Regions from separate parts of the Homo sapiens genome. Here all the other regions are linked to region 2. Evidence: read pairs that join two places in POLR2A ChIA-PET (ENCODE). Cell type or tissue: PC-9. All regions are shown on one strand.

What was found. ChIA-PET counts read pairs that join two places held together with the same protein. Peaks named below come from ENCODE experiments on the same cell type or tissue, not always from the same donor. Only the 100,000 strongest peaks of a DNase experiment are listed, where the experiment ranks them.
Region 1: POLR2A ChIA-PET joins it to region 2 with 18 read pairs; 3 of 35 experiments call an interaction of 5 or more read pairs at or near these places.
Region 3: POLR2A ChIA-PET joins it to region 2 with 10 read pairs; 2 of 35 experiments call an interaction of 5 or more read pairs at or near these places.

Annotation. Positions count from the first base shown.
Region 1 is chr14:74,629,751-74,637,750 of GRCh38, forward strand. No RefSeq gene overlaps it. Among named protein-coding and RNA genes, the nearest start is that of LTBP2, 22 kb to the left of the region's middle. RefSeq lists enhancers at 994-1,643, 1,644-2,292 and a silencer at 5,296-5,590. In PC-9, no CTCF peak of the experiment used is centred here; DNase peaks (open chromatin) are centred at 96 and 3,761.
Region 2 is chr14:74,569,013-74,577,012 of GRCh38, forward strand. All of the region lies in intron 3 of LTBP2 (latent transforming growth factor beta binding protein 2), which reads right to left. Among named protein-coding and RNA genes, the nearest start is that of LTBP2, 39 kb to the right of the region's middle. In PC-9, CTCF peaks have their summits at 4,543 (motif pointing right) and 4,746; DNase peaks (open chromatin) are centred at 1,519, 3,019, 4,179, 4,539 and 1 weaker place; H3K4me3 peaks cover 3,091 bases; H3K27ac peaks cover 7,877 bases.
Region 3 is chr14:74,456,182-74,464,181 of GRCh38, forward strand. It overlaps a transcript of SYNDIG1L not described here. Among named protein-coding and RNA genes, the nearest start is that of MIR4709, 20 kb to the right of the region's middle. In PC-9, CTCF peaks have their summits at 3,558 (motif pointing right) and 3,763; no DNase peak of the experiment used is centred here.

The DNA.
Region 1 (8,000 bases), 61 kb after region 2:
AAAGTGCTGGGATTACAGACGTGAGCCACCACGCCTGGCCCTGTTTTGTTTTTAATGCTGGTTGTGACTCACTATGGTGATTTCACAACCCACATGTGCATTTCAATGCCCACCTGGGCTAGAGGTACAGGCTCAGCTGCCGGAGTCCTTAACAGAGGTGGGGATAACTAAGGGCAAACCAAGAGGGTAAGGCATGAAGGAGCAGCAGGATGGGCAGTTTATATGTCCCCAGAAGAAAGGCCTTGGAACCCCTCAGCCTGAAGAAAAAGGAGGCCAAGGGCAGGCTCTGTCAGATCTTCACCTATACCAAGGCGTTTTCTTCATTTGCTTGTTTGTCCCATATAGAAGACAGTGAGCGGTATTCTTCACACTGAGCACAAGAAAAGGGGAGTTGACAAAAACTGCAGTGGAAAATAAGTCAGTGCAACACAGGCTGGGTGGGTGAGTATGTGCAGGGAGTGAGGGCAGCAAGAGATTCTACGCATTAAAAAAGGATCGTGGCCAAGTGCAGTGGCTCACACCTACAATCCCAGCACTTTGGAAGGCTGAGGCAGGTGGATCACTTGAGCTCAGGAGTTTGAGACCAGCCTTTACAACACAGCAAGACCCTGTCTCCACCAAAAATACAAAAAATTAGCCGAGCGTGGTGGTGCATGCCCTGTAGTCCCAGCTATTCGGGAGGCTGAGGTGGTAGGGATCACTTGAGCAGGGGAGGCAGAGGTTGCAGTGAGCTGAGATCGCACTACTGCACCCCAGCCTGGGCAACAGAGTGAGACCCTGTCTCAAAACAAAACAAAACAAAACAAAAAACGGTTCATGTGACGTTTCTTCTTATTAAAGGTAAGGGGAAGTGGGGAAGTCAGTTGTCCAAGAAAACTGGTAAATGCTCAGCAATCCGGGATGGTTGTGATGTTTCCCAGAAGACACTGGAAGGGCTAAGATGATTTGAGGGGGTCCTGTCCAGCCCTGGGAGTTCACTACCTCCTTAGCTCGCCCCAACAAAACCTGCCAGTGGACTTTCACCCTGGCTTGGGGTTGGCTGAGGAAGGTTTGGCTAGATCCACAGGCTGCCCAGGCAGAAAGGCCTCCCCATTTCCAGACCCTGAAAGAGAACCAGGCCAGGGAAAATCTGAGAGAGAGAGTGAGAACCTGTGGAGGGGCCAGGTGTAGGGAGGAGGCCGCACACTGTGTGCTGTATCCAAGTGTTCCAGACTGGGTGGGAAGCACTGGGAGCTGGGGCAGGGGACGGGAAGGGGTCGCTGAGCAGGAGCCGTGAGGTCAGTGTTGGGCAAGAGGCAAGTCTGGCTCCCATCATACCTGCACTAATGAGCTGGAAGCAGACGGAAACGGCACAGCGTGTGAAGGCCAGCAAGGGAAGATCCTCCCCATGCCAGCTGGACGGGAAAAGACCGAGCGTGGTGGAAACAGGGCCTGTCCCCTCCCCATCCCCTGGAATCTCAAGCTAGAGGCTGGAACAGCCAGGAGAAGGGGTTGGGAGGTGAGGGCTGATCAGATGAGGCTGAAACAAGACCTCCTGGGGGAAAGGGGATTAGAAAGATGCCAAGGGACTGCGGCATGGAGGAGAGAAAGCCAAGGGGCTACAGAGGCACCCTGCCAACCCTGGGGAGGGAGGAGGCCCCAGGGGGGTTGTCAGCTGCAGGCACCGGCCCTGAGGAGAACAGCTGGACTGAGCCAAAGGCTGGACAGTTGACTGACTTAAAAGGGCAGACGGAATGGGCAAGTCCATCCTGCCCCGTCAGGGCAGCAGAAATGGCCACAAGTATTCACAGACTGTAAACACTAAGGCAGGGCTTGTCTGGGACTGGGAAGATCTGGCTAGGCCTGGCAGGGGAGAGCCGAGGGCTGGAAGGAGGCCTGAGCCTGGTGACTTCTGCAGTGGACTGTCCTGAGACCCAGGAGGAGGGTCACTTTGGGAGCCCCAAGGATCACTCACAAAGCCTCACTGGAGCCAGGAGCTAGACACAGCTCTAGACAGACAGCAGGGGCTGTCTTTTGTGTGCGTGCAGGGGGCAGATCACCCCAGCAGGTAGTTTTTCCTCTCCGACGTCCAGGATCCAGGGACTCGAGAGTGGCCTTTCTGCCTGCATCCTGGGCATGGTGTTAGAAGTGGAGGGGTGCTGACTCTACCTCCCAGCTCCAGTGGGCCCAACGCAGGTGGATAAATATTTACAGAACATCTGCATTAACCTTTCACAGGCAGGGTGGCCCCTCCCAGTGGCTTTCATATGGACCCTCACCCCCACCCCACCTCTGGTACAGAAAATTCCTACCAGAAGCAGAGCCTGTGGATCCAGTTTGACCCTGTGCACTCCTGGTTCAGCATCAACATTGGCTGCAGGTGAAAACCTAAGGCTGTGACCACAGACAAGTGGCCTCTCCCCTTGGGGCCTCAGTTTATCCACCTATAACACAAGAGGACTGAACCCTCTCTGCACCCAGTGATTTTCATTGATTCCAGCCTTTTGCTCGGCCTATGGTTGCTATGGAAACAGCACAAGGGAATAGTGCACCCCGCAGACAGGGTGGCACCCTCCAGCCTGTGACTATCACGGGCTCTGTCTGCCCAGCATCCTTCCTCTCTTATTCTCCTACCAGCATCCATTTTCCTTTAGGGAACTGCTCTTCCCTTTTCTAGGCTGTCTGATGGAACAGCCAGTTGCAATATTTGCAATGGGGCAAACAACCCAAACTGGCCCAATCAGATTCTCTCCCATGATTTGGCCCTGAAGCAGAGACACACAGTTATAACTAAACCATCCAATCGCAGCTCCCCAAAAAGTTCCCGGGGCTGGGAGCCTCATTACTGCCTACATTCCTGGCATTCTTCCTATCTACTTGTTCAGTTCTTATTTCTATTATGTTTGCTCCTAAAATCTTTGTGGTAACCTTACTCTTTTTTAATGTACAAATGAGAGTCCTGGCCAGGTGCAGTGGCTCACACCTGTAATCCCAGCACTTTGGGAGGCCAAGGTTGGAGGATCACTGGGCCCAGGAGTTTGAGATCAGCCTTGGCAAGATGGTGAGATTCCATCTCTACAAAAAATCAAAATATTATTCAGGCGTCGTAGCACACACCTGTGGTCTCAGCTACTTGGGAAGCTGAGGCTGGAGAACTGCTCGAGCGCGGGAGTTGAAGTCTGCCATGAGCCATGATCTCGGCACACACTCCAGCCTGGGTGACGGAGCGAGACCCTGTCTCAAAAAATAAATTAATAAATAACAAAAAATAAAAATTAGAATCCTTATTGCTCATAAGAAAAGAACTCTAGCTGGGCACAGTGGCTCCCACCTGTAATCCCAGCACTTCGGGAGGCCAAGAGGGGTAGATCACCTGAGATCAGGAATTTGAGACCAGCTTGGCCAACATGGTGAAACACCATCTCTATTAAAAATACAAAAGAAATTAGCTGGGCATTGTGGCGGGCACCTGTAGTCCCAGCTACTCAGGAGGCTGAGGCAGGAGAATCACTTGAACCCAGGCGGCAGAGGTTGCAGTGAGCTAAGATTGTGCCACTGCACTCCAGCCTGGGTGACAGAGTGAGACTCTCAAAAAAAAAAAAAAAAAAAAAAAAAAGAACTCCAATTTATATACCAGCTGAGAGAGACAGGCTAGGTGGACTCCAGCCCTCCCTGCTTTGCAATCCTAGGGCCATGGGCTCAGCTCTCCCACAGCATTCAGTTCATGTAGTCAGCATGGTGGGTTTGGCTCTGTTTGCTCAACAAGACTGCAAACATGAACAGCTGTATCTCAGACACCTGACTCAGAACCTTACACACACTGGAGGTGCTTAGTTGCATGGAATTGTGATCTTACAGCTTGAGGCAGGTAACTCCAGTGGGAACAAAACTTAATGAGTATCAGGGGATAATTCCCAGAGAACCGATATAAACAGCTGCCCAACAGACCAGGTCTGGGACAAGGCAATTCCCACTGCATCCAAGTGACGGATAAGTGCAGGGGAGAAGGGGTCAGGGTTCATGGCAGGGCGTTTTAGGGAAAGTCTACTCTGCCCCCTGAAATCTCTCTCCCACCTCTTCACGAATACTTCTGATTTCTGAAACAAGATGCTAAGGCACTCGGTCAGCACTTAGAAATGCATCTGCCCAAGAGGAGATCAAAGAGAATGTTTTCATTTACTCTGAAGTATAAAGATTGGGTAAAGACCCAGCACGGTGGCTCACACCTGTAATCCCAGCACTTTGGGAGGCCAAGGCAGGTGGATCATGAAGTCAGGAGATCAAGACCATCCTGGCCAACATGGTGAAACCCATCTCTACTAAAAATACAAAAATCAGCTGGGCGTGGTGGCAGGCACCTGTAATCCCAGCTACTCGGGAGGCTGAGACAGGAGAATTGCCTGAACGCAGGAGTCAGAGGTTGCAGTGAGCTGAGATCGTGGCACTGCACTCCAGCCTGGCGACAGAGTGAGACTCCCTCCCGCCGCCCCCCCTCCCAAAAAAAAGATTGGGGATAGACTCTTTCCTAAGCGTTCTTGACAGGGGAAAAAGGTTAGGGGGCATAAAGGTTTTCAGGGTGTGGAAAGTAAAAATGGATTTTCAGGTAGAACATGAGAAAGAGAAAGGGCTGGAAAAGAAGGCTGGGATACAAGCGTATGGGATACACATCAGCTTTGGCTGCAAGTTACAGAAGCTGGCTCTGGCAAACATAAGTGGCGAAAGAGAATTTGTTGGAAAGATACATGGTACTGAAGGAGGCCTTCAACACTCAGGCCTGAGAAGGGACCAGGGCAGCTTTGGGGGTCTGGGTAGCGGGAACTCATGAGCTGTCTGGCTTTGGATGATTCTAAAGCAACTGCCTTCCATTATGGGTAATGACTCCAACTCAGATTCAAATTCCCCAGGAAAAAGTCTGACAGATCTTGGGTCTATGCTCACCCTTTGAGAATGGAGGGTTGGGAGAGTCCTGTGGCTGGCAGCCCCACCAGGAATGCATGGAATTGGGGAGTTTGAGTTTCCCAAAGGAAAGCTGAGTTTCTGTTACTCAAGGAAGGGAAGAAGTGCTGGGCATATGTGCACAGCAGATGTTCTCTACACATGGGATGTCAATTGAGAGAGGTGGGGGATGGATGGGGTGGGGGATGGGAATTTCCAGGACGCTGCAGAACCTGCCATAGGGGCCAAGGCTCCTGCCACAGCCCTGGATTGCATCTCCCTCTCCTCCTATAAAAGCAAGCTCAGGAAAAGAACATTGTTTCTGTTCTTGACAGCTCCATAGAATTGTCTCCTTAGCTTCCAGTCACGCTCAGCTCCTGCTAGAATAATTACCACCCACCTGTTCTCCATACAAGAATTCACAGCCAGTGGACACACATCTGGCCTGTAAAAGACATGCTTGGAAGTCTCCCAGGCTGCTTGGAACAGGCAGGAGACAACACAGGGTCAGCCACTAATTCAAAGGCAAGGAAACAGCTGGCCTGAGAGCTATGGTCACTGGAGCCTAAGTGGCAGCGAACTCCTCCCCTGCCAGGCAGCTCAATGGATGTGGGACAGGTGTGTCCTGAGACAAACAAACCCCCTGAGACTCAGAGGAGGTTTGAGTGCTGGGCCCTGTCCTCTTCTTCCAGCACATGGCTGTCTTCCCCACCCCCATCTGCTTCTCTAGTGGGTGGAGGGGGCTAATACCCTGCCTTTCTTGGAGTTCCTTTATTTTTCTTCCCATTACTGTTTACATCACTCCCTTCTAAACACCATGGAAATTAAGAAAAGGCCAGGTAAAGTTTTAATGGGGAGGGCCAGAAATATTTTGGTGGTGAAGGTAATTGCATCCAAGTTTTAAGGATGTGGATGCAGAATTGGAAGGGAGCAGGGCGCGGTGGCTCACGCCTGTAATCCCAACAATTTGGGAGGTCAAGGCAAGTGGATGTCTTGAGACCAGAAGTTCGAGACCAGCCTGGCCAACATGGTGAAACCCCATCTCTACTAAAAACAAAAATTAACCAGGCATGGTGGCACACACCCGTAATCCCAGCTACTCAGGAGGCTGAGGCAGGAGAATAGCATGAACCCATGAGGCAGAGGTTGCAGTGAGCCAAGATCGCACCACTGCACTCCAGCCTGGGCAACTGAGCGAGACTGTCTCAAAGAAAAAAAAAATGGAATTGGAAGGGGACTGACTGAGAGAGCCTCTAGGCCAGCGGTTTTCAACTTTTTTTTTTTTTTTTTTTTGAGCAAAACCTTTGTGCAGTGTTTCAGCATTCAACAAATATTTACTGAATGCCAACTCTGTCCCAGGTGCTGTGCTAGGGGATACAGCAGCATGCAATCCAGACCTGATTCCAGCCCTTGTGAGCATACAGTGTAGTGGAGGAGACAGACACTGGGAAAATAATTAGATAAGTAGATCAACAGTGAGCTGCAATTGAAGTAGAGCTAAGAAAGAGACGTATGCAGCTAGATGACCTAATACAGACTTGGGAGGGGATTTGGGGAAGGTATCCCCAAAGGAATGACATTGGAGCTGAGATCTGAAGGGTGCACAGAACTCAGAAAGGAGGTATGGAGGAGGACGGTCAGGAGGAGATGTCATAAGATCCTGGAGGTAGGAAGGCTCTTGTGCTGGAGGAACTCACAGGCAAGGCAAGCAGAGTAGTGTGGGATGCAGGGGCTAGGGATTCAGGGACCAGACTGCCAGGGGTTCAGGAGTCAGATCCAAGATGTGAACAGGAAACTGGGGAGCTCCTGTGGCTGGAAAGGGGCCCGCCCTTGATCTCTCCCCAAACACCCCAACACACATACTTCCCTTTGCCTTATAGCCTCTGAGGCATCTTGGAGGAACGTTGGGGCTTGTCCGAATACCGCTTGAAAACCACAAATCCAGCCCTATTGCCATTTTCAGATGTGAAGACTGAGAATCAACAATTGCCCCCTCCCAGTGCCCTCTCTGTTAACTCTGGGCAGCTAATCCAGCCTCCCTGGAGAGAGTGTGATGCGGTGACAGACTCTGAGGACACTGCAGACAGCTCAGTGTTTCAGGAATGATGGGGACAGCCTTGAGAGCCAGCCCAGGGCTCTGGCATGGGGAATGGACCCCAAAGATGAGAGGTTGGCCCAGTCTGGGGCACTCAGTCTTTTCTGCCTGTGCTGGGAGAGTCTCTGACCCTCTTAGCCCATCCCCATCATTCATCCAGAGGCGCAGGCAGGCCGCCTGCCAGGATAGCAGATCCCACTCAGCTCTGGCCTCAACATTCCTCTCCCCGCCGGGGGGAAAGGTCAAGTGTAGGATATTTTCCCAAGCCCTGGAGAACAGCAGCACCTCCTGATATCTACAGCTACTACCCAGCTTGAAGGGCAACTACCAGGGCAGACAGGCAGGACGGGAGAGCAGTCAGCTGGCCCTCTAAGCAGGGCTGCAGGGGGAAGGGACTGGGGAGGCAGGGCCTGAAATATATCAACAACTTCAGCCCCAAGAAGTAGAGTAGAGAGTGGGTGATGGGAAAAGGGCTTGCATGGCAGGGGTCTGAGGCTGAGGCTCCGTCTGCCTCAGGAAGGCTAAAACGTTCCTGCTTCAACCCAGCTGGTCCTCATTTAACTAACTCCAGGGTCTGGCCTCTCTGGAGACCCCCTGCTGGCCCGTCTGCAGCTCCTGGAGCAGAAGCCAAAAGCAGCCACCAGCTTAGAGACAGCAGCTGAACCCAGAGCCCCCCAAGCAGGAGACAGGCAGTGCAGGCATTGCAGGCCCCTTTGCAACCCTGCAAGGAGTCAAAAGCCAAGTAGGTGGGGCTGGGGGGAAGGCTTCAGAGATAAAGAAGGCAGAGGCAATTGTCTCTAAGCCAGATCAGGAGCAGCTATGGAGAGAAAAATCTCTTGGAGCCTGGAAGGTGGTTTCATCAGTCAAGGCTGTCCTAAGGCAAACTATGCAACAGTAGCCTCCCTTCTTCCCCCGTCTCCCTTCTGCCCCTCATCCAGCACACTGCTCTGTGAGCACTGGGCACTTGCCATCCTGCCATCCTCCCCCAGGG
Region 2 (8,000 bases):
GTCTCCTAGAGCACTTGCAAAAGCTTCCCAAGGGCTGGGTGTGCTGTAGCTGCTTGAGCATGTCAAACCGCTGGATGTGAGCTCTTAGAGGCGAGGCATGGGTCCAAGTCATCTAGTGCCTGGAATGAAGATAGAGATGGAGGGAAGGAGGGAAGAAGGGAAGCAGGGAGGGAGGGAGGGAGGGAGGGAGGGAAAGAAGGGTGGCCAAGTCTGAACAAAATCCTTGTCAGTTGCCCGACTCAGAGAACATCCCTCTTTTTAGCATCCTTTCTTCCAACTGGCCTGAATGAATGGAAGAATGATTAATAGGAAGTATGAGATTCACACAGGAGAAGGTTATTTATTCCTGGCTTACCACTTGGAATGTGTTATGGGGTCTAATTGCAGGAGACCCCCTCTTAGCACAGGTTCTTTGGGTGGGCAGACACTGGGAATGTTGAACTGAAGGACTAAAGTTGTGTACAGACGTGCTGCTGGAGCTCAGATCAAGGCCTGGGTTTCCCCTGGCTATTAGAACAGGGCATCTGCTCATGCCAAAAGGGGGTTACTCCTCCCAGGTCCAATGACAGAAGCCAGCTGTGCTGAGGGGCAGAGATCAGACTATAATGAGATTTGTCCACTGGTATCTCTTCCTCTGGGTATCTGCTGGGGCGTCAGAGTCCTTCCCACACAACCTGTCTTGATGAAATAATTGCTATACTTACTAAACACAGGCTGAGCACCAGGCACCAAACACACATGACCTTATAAAGGTCCCCTAACAAGAACCTAAGACATAGGTGTCTCTGCCCCACTATGACCTATGAGAAATTTGCGGCATGAAGGAGGAAGGTAGCTGGCCCAAGCTCACGTATCTCATGAACGGCAAAACCCACAGTCCTAAAGCTCAGGACTGCCAGGCTCTAAAGCTCATCTCACCCCTCCCATCACTGCAGCCAAACTCCCTCCACAAGCTGCCATGGTGATGCTGCATTAACTACAAGGAAGTGTATGAAAACCAGAAGTGGCTGGAGAGCTGCAGCCATGAAAAGGGAATGAAAATGCAAGGCAGGGCCTAGGGACCTGGCAAGTGCTACAGGAGATTGGAGGAGGGGCTGGAGGAAGGGGAGGAGAGACACCTAGGCTGAGGGGATTGAGCTAGGACTCTTTCCCAAAGCCACAGCAAACCTGGTATACAAACATCTCACCACCACTAACTTGGCCATGAGATGCTCACCTCCTGAACCCTTGAGTTCCCAGCTCATGGCCTTCAGGACCCTTCCACCCTCCATGATGCGCCCCCACACATGCCCATGCACAAGCTTAGCAGGTCTGGCTTATTGAACAGCAAACACAGGCCTGACTCCAGATGTGTTTACCCCACTCGTGGGCCTGCCCCGACAAGCACACTGTAGACTAAGGCAGCTAGGGACCTGGGTCAAAGATACACTTTCAGGAACTGGCCAAAGTCCCAGCCTGCCCTTTCCGCTCTCACAGGGGCTGGAAATTTACCCCGGGGCCATAAACAAAAGGAGATTTCTATGGGAACTAGGGCCCCAACCTGGAAAGCTTCCATTCAGCAATCTAGCAGCCCAAATCTGTCAACCTATGATGTGCCAGGCCTCTGCTAAGGCATTTTATTTTTTTATTTACTTGATTAGTACAGCAACCCTATGATACAGGAACTAGTGTCCCCATTTTACAGAAGAGAAAACTGAAGCACAGGGAGCCTGCTAACTTGCCCGGGGTCATCCCCAGCAGGGAAGTGCTGGGCCAGGGTCTTCAGGCTGAGCTCTGTCTGCCTCTGGGGGATGAGATTCCCTTCCCCACCCTGCTGCTCACCCTTGGCTGTGACCAGAAACCTCCCAGGTCTGGAAACACCTTCAAGTGCTCTGGGCAAATTCTCAAAGTTTCTGATGACCGCTGCTGCATTTCTGAAAGGCTCAGATAACCCCCGAGGCAGGGGACAAGTAAGAGTGGGTACGGTGAGACTTTGAACAAATGTACAGAACCATGAACCAAATAAACCACTTTTCTTTATATTAAAAAAAAAAAAAAGAGTGGGCACGGTGGCTCATGCCTGTAATCCCAGCCCTTTGGAAGGCTGAGGTGGGCGGATCACTTGAGGTCAGGAGTTCGATACCAGCCTGGCCAACATAGTGAAACCCCGTCTCTACTAAAAATACAAAAATTAGCTGAGCATGGTGGTGGGCACCTGTAATTCCCCAGTTACTTAGGAGGCTGAGGCAGGAGAATTGCTTGAACCTGGGAGACAGAGGTTGCAGTGAGCCGAGGTCATGCCACTGCACTCCAGCCTGGATAACAGAGCGAGACTCCATCCTCCTCCCCACCAAAAAAGACTGGGTGTCATTTATAGAGGACCAAAAATGTGCCAGATGCACTTACGTGGATTAGTCAATCCTTCTGACAATTCCATAAGGTAGCAATGATCATCCCCAGCCTACAGATGAGAACACTGAAGCTCACAAGGTTAAATCACTCACTGTAGGCTGCATAGCTAAGTGGTGGAGCTGAGATTCAAACTCAGGTTTATTTAAGACATAAATTATTTCACAATTCTGCCCTCACACGCTACTGCATTTTGTGGAGCCTCTGACCTTGTCCCAAGAACATCAAAAAAGAAAGAAATGTGGAATTAATTTTTCTCCCCTGGAAGGGCGTGGCCTGGCTGGGGTCTTGAGAGGATACCGCCAGACCCCTGCAGATGCAGACTCCCTCAAGTGGCCTCTGCTGCGGGCACTCGCGGGTGGACATGTTACATCGTGGGCAGGGCTGAGGCTCCAGGAGGAAAATGCAGCGTAGGCGACATCTGGAAGCAGAAATGTGGTAGCTCCAGAAGTTTTCATCTGTAATCTTTGTTTTGCAAGGAACAGGGATTTTTTTTCTTTTCAAAAAGTACTCCACTTCCTTTTAGACCTTTCACAAATATTTTTGTAGGAGAAATAAGGAGAAAAAAAAAAACCCACAGAATGCTTGTCGCAGCTACTCACTTCCACCATGAATCACAGACACAAAACCACAGCTATGTGGCTAGCAAAGCAACTATGTGTTTTCACATTTCATTATTGGGAATCATTTAGCAATCTTCCCGGTGTCATCTGCAGACAGATAGACACAGACAGACGAATACACCCCTCTGGGTCCCAAGCAGCCTCATACAACACAGTCATCAGATGACTTTGCAGTTAATCCATTTTCCCCTTCTAATCCTTTTCTGGGAAATTATCCTGCCAGGTTTAAATCTTCCCCTTTAGCCCTTCTGCAGAGGTGGGGTGTGTGTGTGTGTGTGTGTGTCTGTGTGTGTGTGTGTGAGAGAGAGAGAGAGAGAGTGTGTGTGTGTGCATGCGCCATGACAGGGGGAGGAGGAGGAGTGCCGAGACACTGATTCAGTTAATTTCACAAGTGGAAACAAGTGTATGTTTCAGAATGCCTCCCTTTTTTTTTTTTTTAAACTGTGATCATACTTTGCTAAAGTTATTTTCACCTGGGAAGCTCACAGTGCCTTTTCTGACCGTGGCAAATTAATTAACTGATGGCAGATTTAAAGATGGAGTAACTGGAAAAACTACCGGACCCATAAATCAGAAACCTCCTTTATGTCCTGGACAAGAGGTGAAACCTGATACATATTTGAAAAACTTGAGCTCAAAAGGAGAATTCACGGAGCCTGAAAAAATCTCCATTATGACTTTTGAGACATGTTCTCTCCACAGCTTCCACCCACGCCCCGCCACACACACACGCATACACACACATACCCCCGCAGAGGGAGACCCTCACTGAGTGAGCAGCCAGTTCTGTAAAAAGCAGCCGGATGGGGCGAACCTTCCCTGGGCCATCTGAAAAAGAGCTTTGCCAGTCTTTCCTCTCTTTTCTTGCTTCATTGCTCCCAGCCTCTTCCTTTCAAACAAAAATCCTACAGGATTTAAGTTGGCTAGATGCTATGAACATAGCTACAAGCTTGAAATGTTTATTGTCACTAGTTATTTTAAGTCCGGTGCTGGAAACTGTATACATTAACATTTTAATGAGGCCGAATGCTGCTCCAGGCTCTCACCGACTTCTGTAGTTTTCTGAAAAGACGCTGGATACCTTGCCTAACCCAGTACTCTGCAGTTTCCAAGCCAAGCTGGATGTTTCCGCACTTGCCTACGCTCACATGCCCTGGAGGCTGGTTCGCACAATGACTATAATCACAAGTTCTGAAGTCGAGGAGAGCTAGGCTGGAATCGCCCTTACCCTCAGTGTCCTCATTGCAAAGTGGGAGTCATGGGAATACCCTCCTCACAGGGTCATGGCAAGGACTGGCAAATGTGCTGAAGATCTTCCACTTGCCCCTGGATCCCTCTCCATCCCACTCTGAGTCCTGGGAGATTCCTTTGCCCTCTGCCTTCTGGTCCAGTTCCATCAGTGGGGAACTGTGGCAGGAGGTCAGAGGGCAGGAGAAGGGTGAGTGGAGGTGCAGATCCTCCCAGCTCCCTCGCAACAGGTACTGCAGGTGAGCAGTGGCTGCATTCCTCCACCAGAGGCCGCAGCCCTGTCCATGGCCCTCTCCTATAGCCTGAGCTACCCTGGGTTCTTATGACTGCTGGTCCCTTGCCCCTTTAGACCTGGAGGGTAAGAGCTTGCCTACGTAACTACCCTGGGATACTCCACCATTATTCATTGTTTTCTCTTGACTCTGCCAGTGCTTTTGTAAATAAATACATCGAGTGTGCCATCCCTTTCCTGCTGGAACTCTAACTGACCCAGACAAGAAAAAGTATTTGCTATCGAGTACTGAGCACTTACCTATGTGAGCCGGCACTTTATCCACATTCCTTTGTGTTATTCTGACCACAGCTCTGCGCAGCCAGTATTGGTATCATCAGTCTTTCACATTGAGACTCGGGGAGGTGAAAGAACACACTTGATAGCACGACTGGGGAGTAACCGAGTCAAGTGGAACCGGGATCTGTCTGACTCGTGGCCCATGCTCTTAGCCACTGTGCCGAGCTGTCCCCAGTATTAAATTAGGTGGTGCCTGTAAACTGTCAGCTTATTCAATAAGGCTCCATCAATGGTGGGTTAGAACAACAACCACACATACAATCGAAAACACCCACAGTCCTAAATGTTACTTTAGCATAACCCTAACCCAACCCTGACCACAATCCTAAGATTAAAACCTCACCCTAATGCTGCACTGCTAAAGTTATTCCTCTAATCTTACCCTAACCACTACCGTACTGTTAAATAGAATGTCACCCTAACCACAACCTTAGTGCTAGTCAATCTTAACCCAAACTTCCGCCATGGTAACCATAATTCTAAGCACACCACTAAGGCCATGATGAGCTCTGGGGAACCTCTGCACCCCTGTGCTCCTGGGTGCTGGTCCCTGTGCTATGCCATTTATACTCCACTATTTGGACACGACACAATTGACCAAAAGACATTTGTACAACATCCATGTCCTGCATGTCACTGAGCTGGTGACTCTAAAGTGGGGACAGCAAGGAGGAAAAGAATAGGGTAGGAATCTAGCACAATGCCTGAAACACAGCAGGGTGCAATAAATCCTACTGATGATGAAGATGATGATGATGAACTGGAAAAGGTAGCTTTCCCCATCACCGAACTGTAGGCTCTGGGAGGACAGAAGGTGAATAGCTCGTATCTCAGAGATTTGTTTAGGGCTGGACCTGGGGCAGGGCTGGGAGGAGTCCTCTCCTGAAACCAAACCCAGGATGCGGTCCATATATTCCTCAGCTCTGGGAGAATACTAAAAAAGGGAGTCACTAGGTTGTCATCAGAGAGTTTGAGATCTTCTTGGGCCAGATGTCCGCCTTCAGGCTCAAATGGGAGAAGGGGGAAGGTAGGAGGAAGTGTGTAGAAAGCAGACACCATTTCCCTTGAATCTGCCCAGTGCCCCATGTGGGGAGAAGGCGGGGCCTCCTCCCCTGAGCACTCAGAGGCCTGAGCTCGGCATCCTCACCAACCCAGAGATGTCTGCTCTGTGCCCAGCATGAGAAAAGGAAGAGGTTGCCGGCTTTATCACGCAGAAGAAGGAAGGCACACTGGCCCCCACCTTCCTCACAACCTCTCCTGGGACTTCTAGGCTCCGGATCAAAGCATAGCTAGACCGTGTGCCCTGGGCTACATCTGCCCAGAGCTGGAGTCTTTTTATCATCCCACACCTGTACCCCCTAAGGCCAGCCGTGGCCTGCTCAGGGCCTGACCTCCATGGATCTCAGGTATTTGTGTGGGTTGGAGAGATGCACGTTAACACTACAAAGGCCCAGAGATCCATCCCCCTTTCAGGGGAACCTCGAAGGGACCTCAACAGCCAAACCCAGCTGGAAAGGACGGCCTTGAAGCAATACACTTTGTAAGGGAAATAGGAGACATCTCTCTCCTTCCCAGAAAGAAGCCAGGTCTAGTATCACCACATACAGCTGCACAGGCTGTGCACTGCACAACTCTTGGGTTACCTGTCACAGAGACTATAATGTGAAGGACAACCCCTGGTGTTGTGTCCAACAGCTGAAAGGTCCAATGCAGAACAGCAGGCGTCCCTCCCCTGCCTGGCTGGAACACAGTGCCTCAGACCCATCTGGCCACTCCAAATAGTCTCTGCTGGACAGGGATGCACTGGGGCTGGCAGAGGTTGAGTGCCAAGGGACCCTCCACAAGCCTTAGTGTGGCCCATCCACATTTCTAGAACCTACCCTCTGCAACAGCAGGGAGATGGGGCGTGGGTGGTGAAGGAAGTTCTTGGCTGAGACAAAGGTCTCTTCCCACTCTCCTCAAAAAGCATGAGCAGGGCTTCTGCACCCTCAGACTTGGGAAAATAAAATCTCTTCCATTGGATCTGGCTGGAGGCCTACAGTGAGCATTCCCCTTCTTCCTAACCCCTCTGAGCCCTCCCTCTTCCAAACCCACAGCCCCAGGGAAGGGGAGTCATGGGGGCTCTTCTAAGGCCCAAGAGATGGAAGAAACCAGGAGGAGCCTCCTTTACAGCTGCCACAACCCCCTGTCCAGACTCTCAGCACTCCTGAGGGTCTGTCAAGCCCACTCTCCCTGCCCTCAGGGGAGAGGCATTGCCCTCAGTTTGCCTGGCTTCCGACTCCCAGGGCCAAGGGGCACAGGGTGAGGAAGCACCACCTGTTGGGAGGGCTGGGAGAGCCCCTCCATGTCAGTGACTTGCTAGGGGATGGCCCGAGCATCAGCTCAGAAGGAAATGGCCCTGAGACCATCTCTCTGCTCTAGGAAGCAACAGAAGATGCGTTAGGACAGGGGTGTCCATTCAGTGGATATTTAGTTAGTGAGGGCCTGCTATATCCTGGGCACCATTCTAGGAGCTTGGGATATGTCAGTGAACAAAACAAAGATCCCTGCTCTTGAGGAATATAGTAACTGGGAAAAATGGATTATATACCAATGTAATAAATAAGTAAATTATATGCTACGTTAGAAAGTGGAAAATAGAAAGTACTGTGGAAATAAAAAGTGAGCCAGAGGAAAGGACTCTCAAGTTGAGGTTTGAAAATATTAAATATTGGAAAAATGGGAGACATCTCCTTCTAGGGAAGAAGCCAGGTCTGGGGTCACCACATACAGCTGCATACGCTGTACACTGTACAACTCTTGGGGTACCTGTCACAGAGAGTATGATATGATGGAAGGACATCCCCTGTTGTTGTGTTAAGATGGACACAACAGGGGATGTCCTTCCCTAAGCTTAAAATTAAAAGATTTCCTCTAAACTATTTCCTCAAGGGCCTCATTAAGGAGCTTCTTCCTAAAAGTGGCTTCTGTACATATACCAGGCATGAGCAAATACCCAAGCCCAGTGTCAGGACAGCTAAAAAGTAATAACAAGCATTTGCAAGGCATGTTAAAACTCACAAAGCAATCTTTCACACACGTCTTAGTTAATTCTCACAACATCCCAGTGAGGGGAGAATTAACCCTCTCATTTTACAGAAAGGGACATTAATGCTTAGTGATGTTAAGTG
Region 3 (8,000 bases), 110 kb before region 2:
CTCTCTGGGTGTTGGTTTTCTCACATATAAAGTGAAGGAGGTAGGTAGGTCATATTTAAGATCCTTTGCTGGGCGCAGTGCCTCATGCCTGTAATCCCAGCACTTTGGGAGGCCAAGGCAGGTGTATCACCTGAGGTCAGGAGTTTGAGACCAGCCTGACTAACACAGTGAAACCCCGTCTCTACTAAATACAAAAAAATTTGCCGGGCCTGGTGGTGCATGCCTGTAATCCCAGCTATATAGGAGGCTGAGGCAGGAGAATCACTTGAACCTGGGAGGGGGAGGTTGCAGTGAGCTGAGATTGTGCCATTCACCCCAGCCTGGGCAACAAGAGCAAAACTCCATCTCAAAACAAAACAAAACAAAAACCCATAAAATAAAATAAAATAAAGATCCTTTTCAATTCTCTGACTTTTAAATTTCCATTTCCTTTTCCCAATGAGGTATAAATGCATTTTGTTTCCATCTTATAAAAGAGGGGTCACTGGAGCTGGGGGTGGGGGTTATGCAGCAAATTTCCTTCCAAGCTGGAGCTGGAAACCACTGTCCAGGAGCCTGGTGTGTTGTCCATCAGTTGGGGGCTGGACGTATGCAATAGGACTTCCTAGTAGGGCCACCTTGGCTCTCGGCGGCAGGATTCTAGGAGCAACAGCTGTGCCCCTGCAGGAGCCATGGAGGGAAGTCACTCAGTTCATGGAGTCAGGCCACATGGGAGGAGAAGGCAGCCTAGAACTAGCCATGGTGAAGGCTTCCCAGGCAGTTCACGCTTTTGAAAATGGCCCTGAGAGAGATGCTATCAGGAGGCGTATTTAATGGGTTTTGGAAATTGGCTAATTTTGCCACAACGGTCTGAGTGTTATCCGATGCATGCTAAGCATCTGGGGCCAGCGTGCCCAAGGCCTTCAAAGAGATTTGACAGCCGGGAAGGCTGGGCAAAGTAGCTAGTGGTTTCCAGCACTCAAGGGACCCCAGGCGACCTCAGAAAACCAGGTCAGGTGCTGGGTCGATGCCCTCTCCTGCTCCACAAGGCGTCACCCCACTTGCCTCCTCCATCCCTCTCCCTCCCTCACACTGGTCCTTGCTCCCAGGCCTCCTTTCCCACAGCCCTTGCCTCCCCATTCCCCTAGCCAGCCCTGGGCTGAGCTCCTTCTCCCCTAGCAGGCGCCCTCTCCCATGCTTTGGGTCAATAAGCCATCAATATCCTGCACTGAGGAGAAACAGCAGCTCCTTGCACGCCTGATTCACCAAGAGCCACTCTCCCGCCCTGCTTCTCTGGGCCTCCCGCACCCTCCTTCCATCCTCTGCGGCCACATTTCCTCCTCCAGAGATGCTGCCATCCATCAGCTCTCTGCCTCACTGGTCACATTTACTTTCTCTGGCTGTCTTCAGCTTGGTTGTTTATATTCTTCCTCTCCCTGCTTCCTATTCCCTTTTTATCCACTTGTTCCTGGACGCAGGATTTCTGTAGGTGCTTCTCAGGATTATCCTATAGAAGGGGGGCAGCAAAGAGGCCCAAAGCCATACGCTCCATTTCCCCTCCCAGGGGACTCTTGCCTCTCTCCAAAGCTTATTAGGATCATTGAAAAGGGGTCTGCTGTTTCCCACAGAGGCAGGTGATGCAATTTAAAGGGCTCGAGATTTGGAATCAGAAGCCTTCAGTTTTGGAGCTGCAGTGGTGCGGTCACAACTCACTGCAGCCTCAATCTTGTGAGCTCAAGTGATTCTCCCACCCCAGCCTCCTGAGTAGCTGGGACTACAGCCAAGTGCCACCATGCCTAGCTAATTTTTTTTTATTTTTTGTAGAGATGAGGTCTCACTATGTTGCCTAGGTTGCTCTCGAACTCCTGGGCTCAAGTGATCCTCCCGCCTCGACCTCCCAAAGTGCTGGGATTACGGGAGAGCCACTGCGCCCAGCTTGGAACAATTTCTGAGAGAAACTTGGGTAGGTCTATTAACCCCTTTAAACCTCAGTTTTTTCATTTATAAAATGGAGCTGTGAGGACTGAGTGAGAAAATAATAACTCATTTACTGAGTGTAGTCTGTATGTCAGGCTCTATGCTAGGCCCTTTCAAATATGATTGCCCCTAAGCAAGTTTGTGAATGTGCTTTGCAGGTTAGAAAGTGCTGTGCAGGCTGGGTGCGGAGGCTCACACCTATAATCCCAGCACTTTGGCGGGTAACCTCAGCACTTTGGGAAGCTGAGGTGGGTGGATCACCTGAGCTCAGGAGTTCAAAACCAGCCTGGCCAACATGGTGAAGACCCTGTGTCTACTAAAAAAAAATACAAAAATTAGCTGGGCGTGGTGGCAGGTGCCTGTAATCCCAGCTACTCGGGAGGCTGAGGCAGAAGAATCGCTTGAACCCAGGAGGCGGAGGTTGCAGTGAGCCAAGATCGCACCATTGCACTCCAGCCCAGGTGACAGAGCAAGACTCCATCTCAAAAAAAAAAAAAAAAAAGTGCTGTGCAAATACTAGTTATTACAGACAAGTCCAGAGAGCTATTATAGCATCACCCAGAAAATTTTTTTTGTACCTAGAAAATAATTAAATGGGCACTTTTGAACAGGTTTGTCAGCAAACATTTTATACACACCTTGACATGACTGCTGTGAAGGAGTCAGGCAGATGTGATTAACCCCATTCTGTGGGTAAGGAGACCAAGCCCTGGGTCTGGGGAGCTCTGTCTGCTGTCTCCACTTTTCCCTGCACCCTCTGGAACTCCCTGCTGTCCACCGTCTGCAGTGGACAGGGAAGTGTGCCTGTTTCGTGTGATGGTGTCGGGGCTGTGGGCAATGTGTGTGAGAGCCTGTGGCAGGACCCGCACAGCATCTTGGAGGTTGGGATGAGACGCTGAGTGGAGAAGTTATCTAGAGCAGACAGCTTGGAGCTCTGAGAGCAGCAGCATGCACCCAGCAGGCCAAGGGGAGCAAGCAGCACTGTCTCTGTCTCTGGAGGGGAGAGGGCACGGTAGGGAAAGTCCCTGGGTCATTGTGTTGGCAAGCTGGCTGTGCCTCAAAAACCAGCAGGAGACAGGGATGCATAAAAACAGGTGGCTGGGTGTGGTGGCTCACACCTGTAATCCCAGCACTTTGGGAGGCTGAGGCGGGCAGATCGCTTGAGCCCAGGACTTTGAGCAACATGGCGAAACCCTGTCTCTATAAAAAATACAAGATTAGCTGAGCATGGTGGTGCAAGCCTACAGTCCCAGCTACTCAGGAGTCTGAGGTGGGAGGATCCCTTGAGAGTGGGAGGCGGAGGTTGCAGTGAGTCCAGATTGTGCCACTGCACTCCAGCCTGGGCGACAGTGTGAGATCGTGTCTCAAAACAAAACAGAACAGTTCTCGGGAATCATGTGACTGAAATTGTGAGGACTTGTTCTTACTTGCTGCTAAGCTCAGGCCAAACAGATCACTTTTCAAACCATGCTTGGTACCCTGCATCTTCAGGACACAGGGCCAGACTCTGGTCCAGGAGCCTGTGGGGGGACATGCAGCCCCTTCAGGGCTGTAACGTCCAGGCCTTGGCTACCTCTACATTAGTTGGCCAAAGCCCCCCACTACCGCCACCAGCCACCAGAGGCCACTGCTAATTCCAACCCAGGCTGAGTCATGGCACCAGCCTGTGCGTGTGGTCCAGGGCTGTTGCTGACTCCTTCAGAGAGGCCCCAATAACTCACTGCCCAGATGGATTTCTTTAAAAATTGCAGCCAGCCAAATCTACTGTCCCCAGGAAGTAGCCCCTTCTGCCAGCGAGGCTTCTGCTCTCCTCCCAGATGCTTCTAGGATTCCCCTTCCCTCCTTCCATGGCTCTCCGTCCATTCAAAATTTCCCCTGGACCTCCAGGGACCCCCAGCTCTTCCTCCCTCTCATCTCTGTGGCCTGATGGCCTGGCTCTCTCCTACAGACATGGCTTCCCTTTGTGCCTTCTCAGGTGGAAGCTGCCCTTTCCTCTCAGGCTTTAAGCTCAGGAAGCAGATGGCAGACTCCGGATCAGCAAGCCATTAAGCCCTGCCCTGTCTCACCGTCTCAGCCCTGTTCCAGTGGGGCTCTTACCACCTACTCTACACTCTGTTCTTCTTGGTGCTGCCGTGGATCCGTCTTGTTCACAGAAGACCTCGCTTTCCCTATTAACAGCTGCAAACTTAAATGTCATCATCATCTGGGATGATGTCACATCCCCAGGGACCCCACCCTCCCACCAGCTTGGTCACTCTACTGTAGGCCCCCATTCCACAGCCACCTCCTGAACCTGGTCATTTCAGAGCTGCCCCACCTCTGGAATGTTAGATCCAAATTTCCTGCAGGCGGGCTACAACCCCACGCACTTCGTGCTCTCCCCAGCCTTTCAAACTACAACTGCCTGTGACAGCGCTGGTCCACTGAGAAACCCTTGGCTTTTTCTTTTCTCCTCGTATTGACCCTTCCTGTTTTCCCTTCCATCCTGGGCCAGCCTGGGCCCATGTTCCATTTCTTCTAATCACTCTTGCTTCGGCTCCCAGGCTGGAGTGCAGTGGTGTGGTCTCGGCTCACTGCAACCTCCGCCTCCTGGGTTCAAGCCATTCTCCCACCTCAGCCTCCCATGTATTAATAGCTATAGCTGGGATCACAGGTGCCGGCCAACAATGCCGGGCTAATTTTTGTATTTTTAATAGAGACAGGGTTTCACCATGTTGGCCAGGCTGGTCTTGAACTCCTGAGCTCAAAGTGATCTGCCCGCCTTGGTGTCCCAAAGTGCTGGGATTACAGGAGTGAGCAACTGTGCCTGGCTTCTTTTAATCGCTCTTATACGAACAGCCTCATCTCCGTGGCCCCCTTGTCTTTTCATGACTCCCCTTTGGCATAAGCCCCAGCTCAAAGGGAATTCAATTATTTGCTTTTTCTGCACCCATATCTAGCATGCTGGGCACCACTGGAGAAAAGTCACACAGCTGCAGAGACCGAGGGGACTACACAGTCAGGTTTCTCCATGTTGGCCAGGCTGGTCTCGAACTTCTGATCTCAGGTGATCTGCCCGCCTTGGCCTCCCAAAGTGCTGGGATTACAGGCGTGAGCCACCGCGCCCGTCCATCACACCAATTTTCTCTTTCTCTGCCCAGAATTTTCTGTTTCCTGAGCTCGCCATTAGCTCTTTCAGACTTCTCTACTTTTTTCAATACAGCACCTTCCCCAACATCTCCCTCCATATTCTCAGTGGATAACATCACGAGAAAATAAGATATTTGGCAGAAATTCCATCAATATCCTGCTGCCAAACAGATTTTGTCCTTTCCTCCTTTGCTCTCTGGTCACAATGGGAGAGGATCCAGGTGTCCCTCCTAGAAACTTAGGCTAACACCTTCAAGTACATTAGGCCCTCTCTCTTTCCACCTGCCCGAAAACCTCATTCAATTGATTTCCCATGCCCTTCTCTCTAATTTTCCACTTTCCCCTGTCTACTGGCTTCTTCTCATTAGCATTTAAACATGTTTCAGATTCACTCTTTAAAAACAAAACAAAAATCCTCTCCCTTGTCCTCATATCCTTATCTCAGTCTCCCTGCCTTCATTCTCTGTTGCTTCTGTAACATATTACCCCAAAATTTAGCAGCATAAAACAACAAACATAAAACAATAAACAAGGCCGGGTGCAGTGGCTCATGTCTGTAATGCCAGCACTTTGGGAGGCTGAAGTGGGCAAGATTGCTTGAGCTCAGGAGTTTGAGGCCAGCCTGGGCAACATGGCGAAACCCTATCTCAACAAAAAATACAAAAAAAATTTAGCTGGTCTTGGTGGCACACACCTGTAATCCCAGCTACTCGGGTGGCTGAGGTACTAGAATTGCTTGAACCTGGGAGGTGGAGGTTGCAGTGAGCCGAGTTCAAACCACTGCACTCCAGCCTGGGGACAGAGTGAGACTCTGTCTCAAAAACAAAACAAAACAAAAAACAATCAATACTCTGTGGTGTGCTGTGTTGCAGGATGATTTTGCCTAACTGTATGCTAGCATAAGTGTTCAAAGCACGCTTAATGTAGGCTATGTTGGCCAGGCGCTGTGGCTCACTCCTGTAATCCCAGCACTTTGGGAGGCTGAGGTGGGTGGATCACCTGAGGTCAGGAGTTCGAGACCAGCCTGGCCAACATAGTGAAACTCCGTCTGTACTAAAAATACAAAAATTAGCCAGGTGTGGTGGTGCACGCCTGTAGTTCCAGCTACTTGGGAGGCTGAGTCAGGATAATCACCTGAATCCGGGAGGTGGAGGTTGCAGTGAGCTGTGATCACGCCACTGCACTCCAGCCTGAATGACAGAATGAGACGCTATCTCAAAAGAAAAAAAAAAGTAGGCTAGGCTAAGCTATGAGTTTGGTAGGTTAGGTGTGTTAAATGCCCGGGCTGGAGTGCAATGGTATGATCATGGCTCACTGCAGCCCTGAACTCCTGGGTTCCAGTGATCCTCCTGCCTCAGCTTCCCAAGTAGATAGGACTATAGGTGTGTGCCACTATGCTGGGCTAATTTTTGTATTTTTTACAGAGACAGGGTTTTACTATGTTGCCCAGGCTGGTCTCGAACTCCTGAACTCAAGCAATCCTCCCACCTCAGCCTCCCAAAGTGCTGCAATTACAGGTATTACAGGTATGAGCCATTATTCTTAGCCTAAATGCATTTTTGACTTATGATATTTTCCACTTATGATGGGTTTATTGGAATGTAACCCCCTCATGGGTCAAGGAGCAACTGTACTTGAGTCTTGGAAGTGACAGTCCATCCCTTCTGCTGTTTTCTACTGGGCACACAGACCAACTCCAATACAATGTGGCAGGGAACTAACAAGGCTGAGAATACCAAGATGTCGGATCATGGGGGACATTTGGAGGCTGGCAACCCCACTTTCCTTCACAGCCGGACTTCTTGAGAGAGTCGTGCACATTGCCTGCCTCCACATTTTGCTCTCTTCATTCAGACTGCTCTCCCTGGGTCTCCAATAACTTCCTTGTTTTGAAATCCAATGGCCACTTCTCAGTCCTTATCATATGTGGCTTCCCTGCAACACTCCACATTGGGCACTCCCTCCCTAGCTAAACACTTCTTCCTTGGCTCCTGTGCCCTCACAGGCTCCTGGAGTTCCTTTGCCTTTTGCCCCTCCATGGCTGTAGTCACAAGCTTCTCTTTACTATCTGTCCATCCCTGAAGGGTTGGAGCAGCTCAGGGTTCTGCAGAGTGTCCCTTCTTTGCCTATGGTGGATGAGGCTGGGATGATCTGGCCTCTGCTAACCTTGTCTTCTGCCACTCCTGCACACCAAACTCTCCATGCCAGCCCCATAGACTGTCTCATGGTTCCTGCCCTCTTCCCACTGTCGTCAGTTCAGATCAGCACTTTGAGGCTACTCTTTGTGCGGTCTCGGATACCTCAGCTAAAAGACGAGGGGAGAGGCCTTAAGAAGAAATAAGGATACAGCTGTAATTAATGAGGAAAGCAACTGAGATCCATCAACCTCAGATGGAGAAGCCTAAGGGGTGATTTGATTATGGTTTTCAAGCCTAAGGGGGCCCTTTGCCTTAAGAAATATGACCGACTGTTCTGTCTCCTTTAACAACAAAATAGAAAAAGGTTAAGTTTTAGTCATGACAGAAATGACAGATCCAGGTTAGGGAAGAGAAGCATTAAATGCCAGAAATTAGCTAGAGCAACGTGCAACCTGATCAGCCTGCTTTAGAAAGTAGGCTAGGTTTCTGCACATCTGAGATGATTGTTGGGTAGACTGAACTAAGGGTAGGCTGATGAACCGGGCAACTCACCAAGCCTCAGGATCTACACTGCGGCATAAGCAGCAAGTCTGAGGTAGAGCTGGGCTCAGAGACCAATTCCTTGTCCATTTCCAGCAATGGGGTCTGACCGTGGCAACCCTTGGGCTGCAGAATGGGTTTGTTCTGGCCTGTAGGGTCAAAGCAGTCTAGCTACTCCTGCTTGGTTATACCTGCCCTGAAAGAGGCCAGAGGGTAGGGTTGTGGGTAGGGAGTGAA